Linked DNA regions of Mus musculus: region 1 is linked to region 2. The links are chromatin loops, found by intact Hi-C in ENCODE. Cell type or tissue: left cerebral cortex. All regions are shown on one strand.

The links. A loop is a pair of places that touch in the nucleus more often than their neighbours do. Peaks named below come from ENCODE experiments on the same cell type or tissue, not always from the same donor. Only the 100,000 strongest peaks of a DNase experiment are listed, where the experiment ranks them.
Region 1: it touches region 2 in a loop (4-fold over the local background); 5 of 42 quality-filtered maps call a loop at or near these places.

The regions. Positions count from the first base shown.
Region 1 is chr7:75,911,133-75,916,132 of GRCm38, reverse strand. No RefSeq gene overlaps it. Among named protein-coding and RNA genes, the nearest start is that of Klhl25, 65 kb to the right of the region's middle. In left cerebral cortex, a CTCF peak has its summit at 2,023 (motif pointing left); a DNase peak (open chromatin) is centred at 2,013.
Region 2 is chr7:76,390,690-76,395,689 of GRCm38, reverse strand. All of the region lies in intron 6 of Agbl1 (ATP/GTP binding protein-like 1), which reads right to left. Among named protein-coding and RNA genes, the nearest start is that of Gm30774, 25 kb to the right of the region's middle. In left cerebral cortex, CTCF peaks have their summits at 2,426 and 2,630; DNase peaks (open chromatin) are centred at 2,071, 2,640 and 3,710; H3K4me3 peaks cover 1,105 bases; H3K27ac peaks cover 569 bases.

The DNA of each region.
Region 1 (5,000 bases), 480 kb after region 2:
AGAGGAAATAAAAGTCCCTTCATCTGTGTGTGTGCTCGATTTGATAGAAGCTCCTTCAATGGGGTCATGTCTGACCACACAGGTCTCATGACAGAATAGCAATACTTGCAGATAGAGAGCCCATGAACTAGAGCTATGTAACCTAACAAACCTGGGTTGGAGTTGGAGGCCTGCATCTCATACTCTGGAAGTGTGTGTTGCTGGTCCACGGTTTTACTGAGTGCAGCTTGGATGCCATGAGGTGGTGTTGTAGCCAGCCCCTTCTCTTAGAGACAAGGTCATAGGGACAGGGTAGGGCACCAATGGTACCCAAGGTCTCTGCCTTCCTGCTCCTCAGAAAGACAGTAATTGTGGCTGTGTGGTAAAACACAGAACACAGGAAGTGGTTCCCAGAGACCTTCAGTCTCATCCTCGGTCCTCCTTGAAGAAGCTCGGCAGCTCTGGGCAGGATGTCTGAGCTGCTACCACACACAGTGCAGCATCTTACAGAACAAGAGATGTGAGGATGATGAAACCATGATGGGATGCAGGAGTGCAAGCCTAAGGAACCACAGTGATGCCCAGAGGTTGAAGAGCCACAGGCACCCTCAGGACATCTCACACCAGCATCAGTGACACAGAAAGTCCCCATCCTGCCCAGCTTCAGAGCTGTACTGTGTTCCTACTGTGACCCTCAGTGACCTGGCTGTCCCCAAGGCCTGAGGTTCCCTAAAGGGATAGCAACAGATCAGGTTTTAGGTCTTTCCACTCTTATCTGCCTGTGACTCTGGGCTTAGTCACTCATTTGTTTGTGAGATGGATCCATCTATGCTGCACAGGCAGGCCTTTCAGCCCTGGGCTCAAGGGCTCCTCTTACCTCAGCCTTCCAAGTAGCTGAGATGCCTGACATCTGCCAGGGCTTCTCCATTTGACTCTCCTCTGAGTCCTTCAGGTCTGAAAGGCTCCTGGGACAGAGTGGGCTATTCACACCTCCTGGACAGTGAGAGCCAGGAGACATGGGTTAACTTCCATGAACTCTAAGGTAAATGGAAACCGACATTGGGAAGTCGGTCTTAACAGTGGGACGCTTGGGAATATCTGTGCTGCTGAGGGTTGCGGAGCAACTGGGTCTGTGGAGAAACTCAGGTATGGAGCAGCCCCTGGTTCCACATTTCTATCACTTGTCCTGCCCACCCCATCAGCAGCAAAAACAGTGATGCCTGCCCTGTGTGCACCAAGCTACCTGCTGTCTGAGGGGCTCACGCTGTCCAGCAGAGACGATGGTGGGTCAGAGGAATATAAAACGCATTTGTTCCCCTTCACAAGCTTAAAATTGCATGAAGAGAAAAAAAAGAAAAATTTTCCTTATGGGGTCTTGAGATTTTCCTATAATCCATAAAATTTGAGAATTTATAACTTTGAAGATTAAGAATTAAATTTATAAAAATTTTTTAGTAACAAACAAAATTACAGAATATTGTTTGGGTTTTTACTAGTTTTATAAGTAATGCATGTTTAAGAACAATACACTGAGTCATTCAAGTAACCAAGCATCATTCATTTTTCTCTGATTTGTTAAATATTTGACATCCACATTTCTGTATGAATTCATTTCAATACATTTTTTCATGGTGTTATTTAGAAAACATGACTGATCTTAAAAGAATCAGGAAATGTTACTTATTTATATTTCGGTGATCAATAAATTTAAGCATTTATTATCTAAAAAAAAATTGCATGAAGAGATCGCTTGACACTTTCAATGCAATGAAAATCAGGGTACAGAGAGTTTGGAGCAAGGTTCTCAGACAGACCCTGAGCTCTGTAAGGAGGCGATCCCTGGCTGTGGCAGAAAGGCTTGTGTGATCTGAGGTGGCAGAGAAGGAGATCAACCACAGCAGTGGAAGCAGCTGGGACTGCAGCTGCCATCCCCAGGAAAGTGCAGTTTGTTGAAAGCTGCTGCAGCTGTCTGCAGAGCCTGGGGCACTAAGTGGAGCCACGCCCAAGGAAGGCCGGAGTGAGGAGCGCGACGATGCTGCCCCCTACAGGTCAGCCCAGAACTGTCACAGTCTTGGAGGCTTGATGCAGGGCATCACTCCCTTGCCTGTGCTTGTGGTCTAGGACCCTGTGGGATCTAGCTTGTCCCTGATTTGGAGTGCAAACAAGTACACGTAGGCAGAGTACAACTTCAGGGCCAAGAAAGAATAACTCAGCGCACTGGATGTCTGCTTAAGACGTTCAGCAAGAGGCCCACCATTCTATCTCTATTCCCAAGGCACTAAGGATGCCTTCGCAAGCTACCTTATCTGGAACAAGCCTAGCAGGAAGCACGGCTAAACACAGCCTAAAGCAGGGTCCTGCAAAGGAGCATGCAAACAGGCAAAGTATTACAGGGTACACTTGGCACGTGAGTATCAAGTCATTTATCCTGAAATGTGGTGGTCACCATAGAGCTCACAAATAAGAAAAAAAAAAAAAAAAAAAAAAAAAAAAAAAAAACGATGACTAGAAAGATTTTCAGTTTCCCGGGTCTCTAACGAATGGCAAAGCCAGGCGGTCACTCTAGCTCCTCCCAGGATGGAACAGGACGTCTCAGAACCAACACCTACCCAGGTGCATCCTAATAGTGAAAATAAGCTAGGGCAATTAGAATTCTAATGACTAAAAAGTATGGCTGAAGTTTGGGTGGGTTTTGAGTGTGTAACAACCTACAGTGAAATTACCTACAGTGCCTTAAAACTTTAAGCCTGAGTTGTCCAAGAAGGTTCCAAAGAAAAATGCCTCCAAATCCACCACCCTGATTTCATGTTTGCTCCCATTCCTCTCTGAGTCCATTGTGTTGGATGTTAAATGTCGCTGAGAGAAGATGCTAAATTCTTACTCTAGATCATGGAGGCAAAGATACCTTCCCTGGAAGGCAAAAGAATGTGACCTCCCATCTTTTCCTAATGTGAGATTAATTTTTAAAAAATATAGCATGAGGATCAGTTTAAATAACCAACCTATACAGGGATTTGGAAAGAAGACTACAAATGTTATCAATATTTTATTTATTCACTGGAGTGCTAAACGTCCTGGAACTACATAGCTCATATTTCTTACAGGATTATTAAACATCCCCCAGAATTTCCCTTACAGTCACTTATATTTTGGGTTTATAGCATCCTTCATAATTCTAACATTCTAGCTAACTGAAAGAAATTCGAAGTCTAAACGATATAAAATGTGCACAACCCAAGCTGGATCTGTGAACAATGCCGAATTAGTCTTCGTTACTGTCTTTCTTAATATAATCAGAAACTTGGGAAAGTATATACTAGCAAGAGGCATTGTTAACGGTGCCACTTCAGAGTGGTATCCCAGTGAGGGCTGGGAAATTCTCGTCTCTACCGTGTTCTTCCTGGAAGACTGTTTTGTGTTCAGTGTATCTCATTATTTAAGAAATAATAAAATCTAGTATGCATACATATCTACCATTAAAGCTTTTCAAAACACTTTTTCTTGAGTATTGCACTTTTGGTAGAAACTTTTTCATTTTTTTTTTATATTTAATTTATCTGTGTGACTATGCCCCAAGTGAGTGGCTAGGGGTTACAGGTGACTGTGAGCCACCATGTGCATGCTGGAAGTCAAACCCAGGTGCTCTAGCTGAGCAACAAGTGCTCTTAGCCACTGGGTCATCTCTCCAGCTCCCTGCCTACCATCTAAGCGGATGCTTGTGCATTCTGACGCATGGCCAAGTAAACTGAGCTCCAAAATGAAAGACTATAAGCCCTTGGCCCACCATGCTGTAGAATGCTATTCAGTAACAATATGCTCAGCATATAAAGTAACGAGTTTCATCACAGAACTTTCACGATGTCCTTTCCTGTTCCCACTGGCTCCCTGCTGTCCCTCCTAACCACCTCCCACCCTTGAAGTGATGTTTTCTAAAGAGAACACTGCATTTACAATGTAAAACTCCAGAAAAGAAAGCATGAGGACAGAAAAAAAAGTACAACTCCAAAAGGTTACACACTACATGATCGAAGCTACATAGAAATATATGAAATGACTAAGCTGTAAACGTGGAGAACCCATGGGCCAGGGGCTAAGAGGGCTTCTGTATGGGAAGGACATAAGTGGACAGGGCACTTCCCCTGTATCTTGCAGCATCAATGTCAAAGCCCTAGCTGGAGCATTGTGCTAATTCTTTTGCAAGATATTATCGTTGAGGAAATATGGGTAAAGAAAAAAAATATGCCTGTCTGAATGCTGCCATACTCCTGCCTTGATGATATTGGATTGAACCTCAGAACCTGTAAGCCAGCCCCAATGAAATGTTGTCCTTATAAGAGTTGTCTTGGTCATGGTGTCTGTTCAGAGCAGTAAAACCCTAACTAAGACTGGGATTATTGGCATCACCACCACACCCAACGTCTTACTGATTCTGAGGCATAAACTCTGGTGCTCATGTTCGCAAGCCAAGCCCTTTGCTAACAGAGCGACCTCCTTAGCCCAGTTTCCTGCCTTTGATAATTGTAATGTAGTTTTATGAGAGAATTTTCTTGTTCTTAGTAAAGTGTGATTAAAATAATTAAACACAAGGAGATGTCATATCATACTTTTTTTTAAATGTCACTTAAGCAACTACATACCTTTGAGCCATGCAAGGTGTCCCACTCCCATACCCCCAGCACTTAGGAAACTGAGGCAAGAAGGTGCCCATGACAAGAAGTAGGGGATAGATACCAAGGCACTGTCTCACAAGAGAAAAACTTAAATACCAGAAAAATTACCTGTATCATACAAGAAGGGGCTAACTTTTGGCAGGATGGGAGAAAAATAAATGACAAATTTCATAGTCTTCTAACTTTCCTGTCATTCTGATGTTATTTCAAGATATTTCCATTTTTAAACTATTCTAGAAAATAGCCATAACAGTTACCCAGACTAAACTCCAATGATGGGGTTTTCATTGTAGAATTCTTGTATTGACTCCATCCTCTTCTTCTCTTTCCTCTAAGAGGGCTAAAATCTAA
Region 2 (5,000 bases):
TGATACAAGTTCTAAAACCTAAAGGGTTTACAACTACACAACCCTGGATGTTAACCCCTGAATGCCCAAACTGAAAACAAAGTAAGTGCACTGAGAGGGGACCGGATTTGCATGCATTTGTTTATCCATTCCTTTGCTTATTCAAATAACTTGCTCTGAGTGCCTGCTGTATAAAATACATTAGAGTTAATGGCTTAAGAAATAAGAATTAATGGAATACAGTCCTCAGGGCTGAGGCTCACTCAGTCTAAAGCAGGGGTCAGCACACTGCCCACAGACTATTTTTATAAAGTTTTATGGGAACATAGCCATAGCTATTCCTTTATGTGTTGCCTATAGCTGCTTCTGCCCTCTCAGGGCAGAGGGAAATAGCTATAATAGAAAGAGTGTGGTCCACAAACTCTCAACTATTTTCTGTTAGCCATTTCACAAAAGAGGCTTCTTGGTGGGAGAGAGGGGAGTTAGGCACTAAAAACAACCATGAGTCAATTTAACTCAATGGACAGATCTTGGGTGACAAATTTAAACAACCTCAATTTAAATTTGAACAAGCCCTATCCCTATACAGCATCAGCTCCTTCAGCCTCTGATGGCAGTAATAATAAACTAGCAGTGACTTTTACCAAAGTTTATTAAGATCCATTGCTCCGCTCCCGCTCCTGGCTCATCACCAGCTTCCATGTTGCTCATTATTTTTAGAGGGTATAGACCAGCCTGCCTCGATAACTATGTCTCTGTAGTTGACCCCAGGGTACCATGAGAGCAGACATTATGATCACTATGTAAACAGTGATATCCACCATATCATGCCCTTATGATGACTGATGCAATTATATCACATGTATACCATCTTCATCATGACTTGGAGACTTTTACACTTTTACAGTCTTTTCGAAGGGACACTTTGACCCAAACTTGCAGGCAAATGTTAGAATAGAGGGGAAGCCCTGGAGATAGAGGTGGTAAAAGATAGTATGCTACCTGTGCATAAGAACTGACCCGACTTAACAGCGGCATGCCAACAATAATGTTTTAGCCAAGTTTTGTGTCAAGCGGGAACATCTTATCAGCGCCATTCACAGCTCTGTTCAGACCCAGGATGGTCACCTCCGAAGAGTTTGACCATCACAGGAAAGGGTTCACTAGCCTACCTTCCTGTCACTGGATAACAACCCCACTGTCCTCAACAACTTAGGTTCAATTCAACTGCTTAATTAGGCCCATTAATTCTAAGAGACTGCAAAATGACTGGACTGGGTCTTGATGGATACAAGACTCTGGCTTTCTCTGGGTCAAATATCACTAGACTATCATTACTATTATTATATTACCATTTATTATTATTATTATTTTACTACTTAGAGAAGTGTGACACACTTTTCCAGCCTCCCACAGAAAGCATCATGTCACTCCATCTTGAAGCTGTAATCGCAAACAACAGGTCAAGCTCCCACACACCCCACGATGATATTCATTCAGAAGTTTCCAAGGCTGATTTCTTCCAGACCCTCAGGAACGTCCCTGGAAACTTCTCAGTGTCTAACAAGAGTTGGAAAGCAAAAGAAAAAAATGAGCTGTTCTTAACTGGGGTCTCAACCTGAGCCCCATTGTGCCTACCAAATATGTGTCATTCACACTTAGGCTTTGGTGATGAAAACGTTAGATTCTGTTGCAAAGAAGCATCAAGCCCCGCCTACAACCCTCCACTTACTGCAAGCCAACCTAAGGCCATGTTTAAGATCGCATAGTCAATCTATGGCTCAGTCCAGGGTTCCTGACTCCTGCTGAAGGTTACCAGAAATATGAAAATCTGACGCTTTGGAAGCAGTCACAACTGAGGTAAAGTTTAGCTTTCCTTGTGCTTTTTGTGGGACTTCAGCAAGTCTTTGTTTTGTGCTAACTACCTCTTCTTGGCATGTAGGACAGGTATAGTACTATGACTATTATGTAAGTGAGGACAAAGAGTTCAATGTAACGTGAGCAAAGTGTCCAGCACGCTATTCATCACCATAGTCACGCTGTGGATGCTGCGGTGGTTGCTCTGGTACAGTCACGCTCTTTCCAACCTCCCCCACTCCCCAGCTCACAGGCAGCTTGCAGTAGCAGTTAATTAAAGATGTCATCAGATTGGGAGAAGGGCCTCTTGCAGAGGGTGCAGAACTAGAAGACTCTTGTCCTCCCAAACCAATTTAGGACCTTTACAAGTTGTCACAAGGGTCTGGGAGACTAGCGACCCTAACAACCAGCGTTGCTGCTGTCAAGCAGAGACAGCTTGCAAAATGCTACTGGGATGTCCCCGCCCTCTGTCAATCCTGCTCAGTCATGCTAACACCACTTGGAAGGCAACAAATTCCATCCGCTGTTCTAACCCCAGGCTCCACTCACCCTGCCTCCTCCCACCTCCCTTAAATAATGGCTGCGCAAATGCCTCTGAGACCATCTTCAGATAATTTCCTTCAAGACATGCAAGCTGCTAACGCTGGGAAGCACAGATAGTGTGCGCTAGCAAATATGGCCAAAATTAGATTAAAATAACCTCCTGATAAACAAATTACTCACCGAAAATAAATATTGGACTAGCAATGGTCGAGATAACTAGAAGAACAGCACCACCACATGGCATGAAGAGGAACTACAGGAACAACTGTCTGCAACTCAGCCCACACTTCCTTGCAGCATCAGGCTGAGGAGGGCAAAGGAGACAACCGGCACAGTTGCAACCTTTTAACTTAAACTTTTTAAAATCACTTATGCACTTATGCAAAGCACGTAAGTATTTGGCAGGCAAGACCGGACTCGAAGCCAAGAAAGTAAAGAGGAATATGCCAAATTGAATGTGGCATGACGTAATAGGAGCCTGTAATCCTTCCAGTTCCTGCTCCTCGCTCCCGGATCTCATGCCCCCATTCATCAGCCTTGCCTGATGCTCACCCTCGAAGCAGCAAACACAGGCTCCTCACACACATGCTGGTGTTTTAGCATCTCTCACCGGGGCCCATTCAAACGTTATGTGGAGTGGACCGTGTGATGTTTCTGACTTAAGTAACACATGGTCTTCCAAGATAATTCTCCTGATACTTAAGCAATATTTACTTAGCTTCCTTTCAACATTTCGTTGTTCCTTCTTTGGGTTAAGTAAACCTAGCCTCTTTAATCTCTTCCTGGTGAAGCATGGGGCTTAGCTCACTGGGAGGAAGAGACTGTCAGGTAAACCCTAAAGCCTGCTGCCTGAATAAATTATTTAAGCCTTCCAGACTTCAGTTACCCCACTTACTGAGACGGGGATTGCGAAATATCCTTTTCGGGCTAAACATACACAGTGTCTGACATGCTAAGAACTCAATAAATGGATATACGTGTCATTTTAAACCAGCATGGTGATGGATGTGGCTTGCCATGCTGCCTTCAAATGAAGCCAACTGCAGCAGTGTGACAAATACAAAAAAAAAAAATCAATATTATTTGAAGGAGATGTTTGACTCATCAGTGAAATACATAATGTATGCTTCCCCAGAAGTCATAGTAGAAAAAAAAAAAGAGAGAGAGAGACAATCGGGTTTGTGAACATACCACAATAACTAAGGCATGGTGGAAAAAGATTCTAGGAAACTGGACTCCTTCCTTATCCAACATCAAATAATTAGGAGAGCCTCTAATGTGGCCTGAGATGAGGTAAGAGCTGCAGTAAGAAGCCCAACCCCTGTGTGGGTGCTCAAAGAATAAAACAGGCACACACATTTATGTGCACATTGCACCATGGCTGGTTCCATTCTGTTTAATGCAGTGATTCACAACCTGTGGGTTGTGCACCCCTTTGCAGGTAGAGGGTTGCATATCAGATATCCTGTTTTTCAGGTATTTACATTATTCATAAGAGTAGTAAAATTACAGTTATGAAGCAGCAATGATATAGTTTTATGGTTGGCGGTCACCACAACATGAGGCACTGTGTTCAAGGGTCACAGCATCAGGAAGGTTGAGCACCACTTTACACTGTAAAGAATTAGCCAGGAACCTTACATTGAACAGTGGCGACAGAGGCTGGTGCTCAGACAAGTGTGCTGAGGGTAAGAAGAGCTGCAGGAGCTGACTATCAGACCTCTTCTACCTACTCCTCCATTTTCTTCTCTGGGAATGAGAGAGACAAGTACGGTCAGTAGTGTCCAAGATGCTCTGGGGCCATATGTTCCTGACAATAACCCTTAACTACCTTTTGGGGCAGCCACGAGAACTAAATTAACAAGGATGCGCTCTCTACTCAGCAAATGAATGGCACATGTTTGACAAAGCATGAGGGCCCATGCCTCCTGTTTCAACAGTCAAGAGGCTGGGGTCCGAGGATCAGGGGTTCAAGTCCAGTTTAGACATAGTAAGTAGTAATCCAGCCTACTCTACAGGGGTAAGGCTAAGTTTAAAAATAAAGAAAATAGAAAAGACTTAGCCATATTTCACAGTGTGCTACAATCCACAACATCATATTGTACATGATAAATATAAACATGACCATAAATTATCAAAAATAAATAATAATAATTTGGTTGGGAAGATGTCAGTGGTTGGTAAATTGCTTACACAAGCCCAATTCAAACCCCAGAAGCCACACAAAAGCATCAGGAATGACCATGAACACACTTGTAATCCCAGTATGGGGGAGGGGGAGACGAGCAGATCCCTGGGCCTCACTGGCCAGCTCTCTAGCCTGCCTTGCAAGCTGCAGGCTGAGTAAGTGACTCTTTCAAAAACCAAGATGGATAACAGCTGAGGAACAACTCCTGAAGTTGATCTCTAGCCTCCATACAAATTTTACTCACACATGTGCACATATATGTGTACACACACACACTGGGAGAGAGAATGAAGAAATACAAGGAAAACTCAAGGTCTTTCAGCCATGAGAGTCTGACCTCCTTTAGTTCATTAGGAAACTGAGGTAGGAAGCATAATGTCTCAGAAACCTAGAGCACCGGACTTGTCAAGCCAGGCCATTTCTCCTGGAGTGG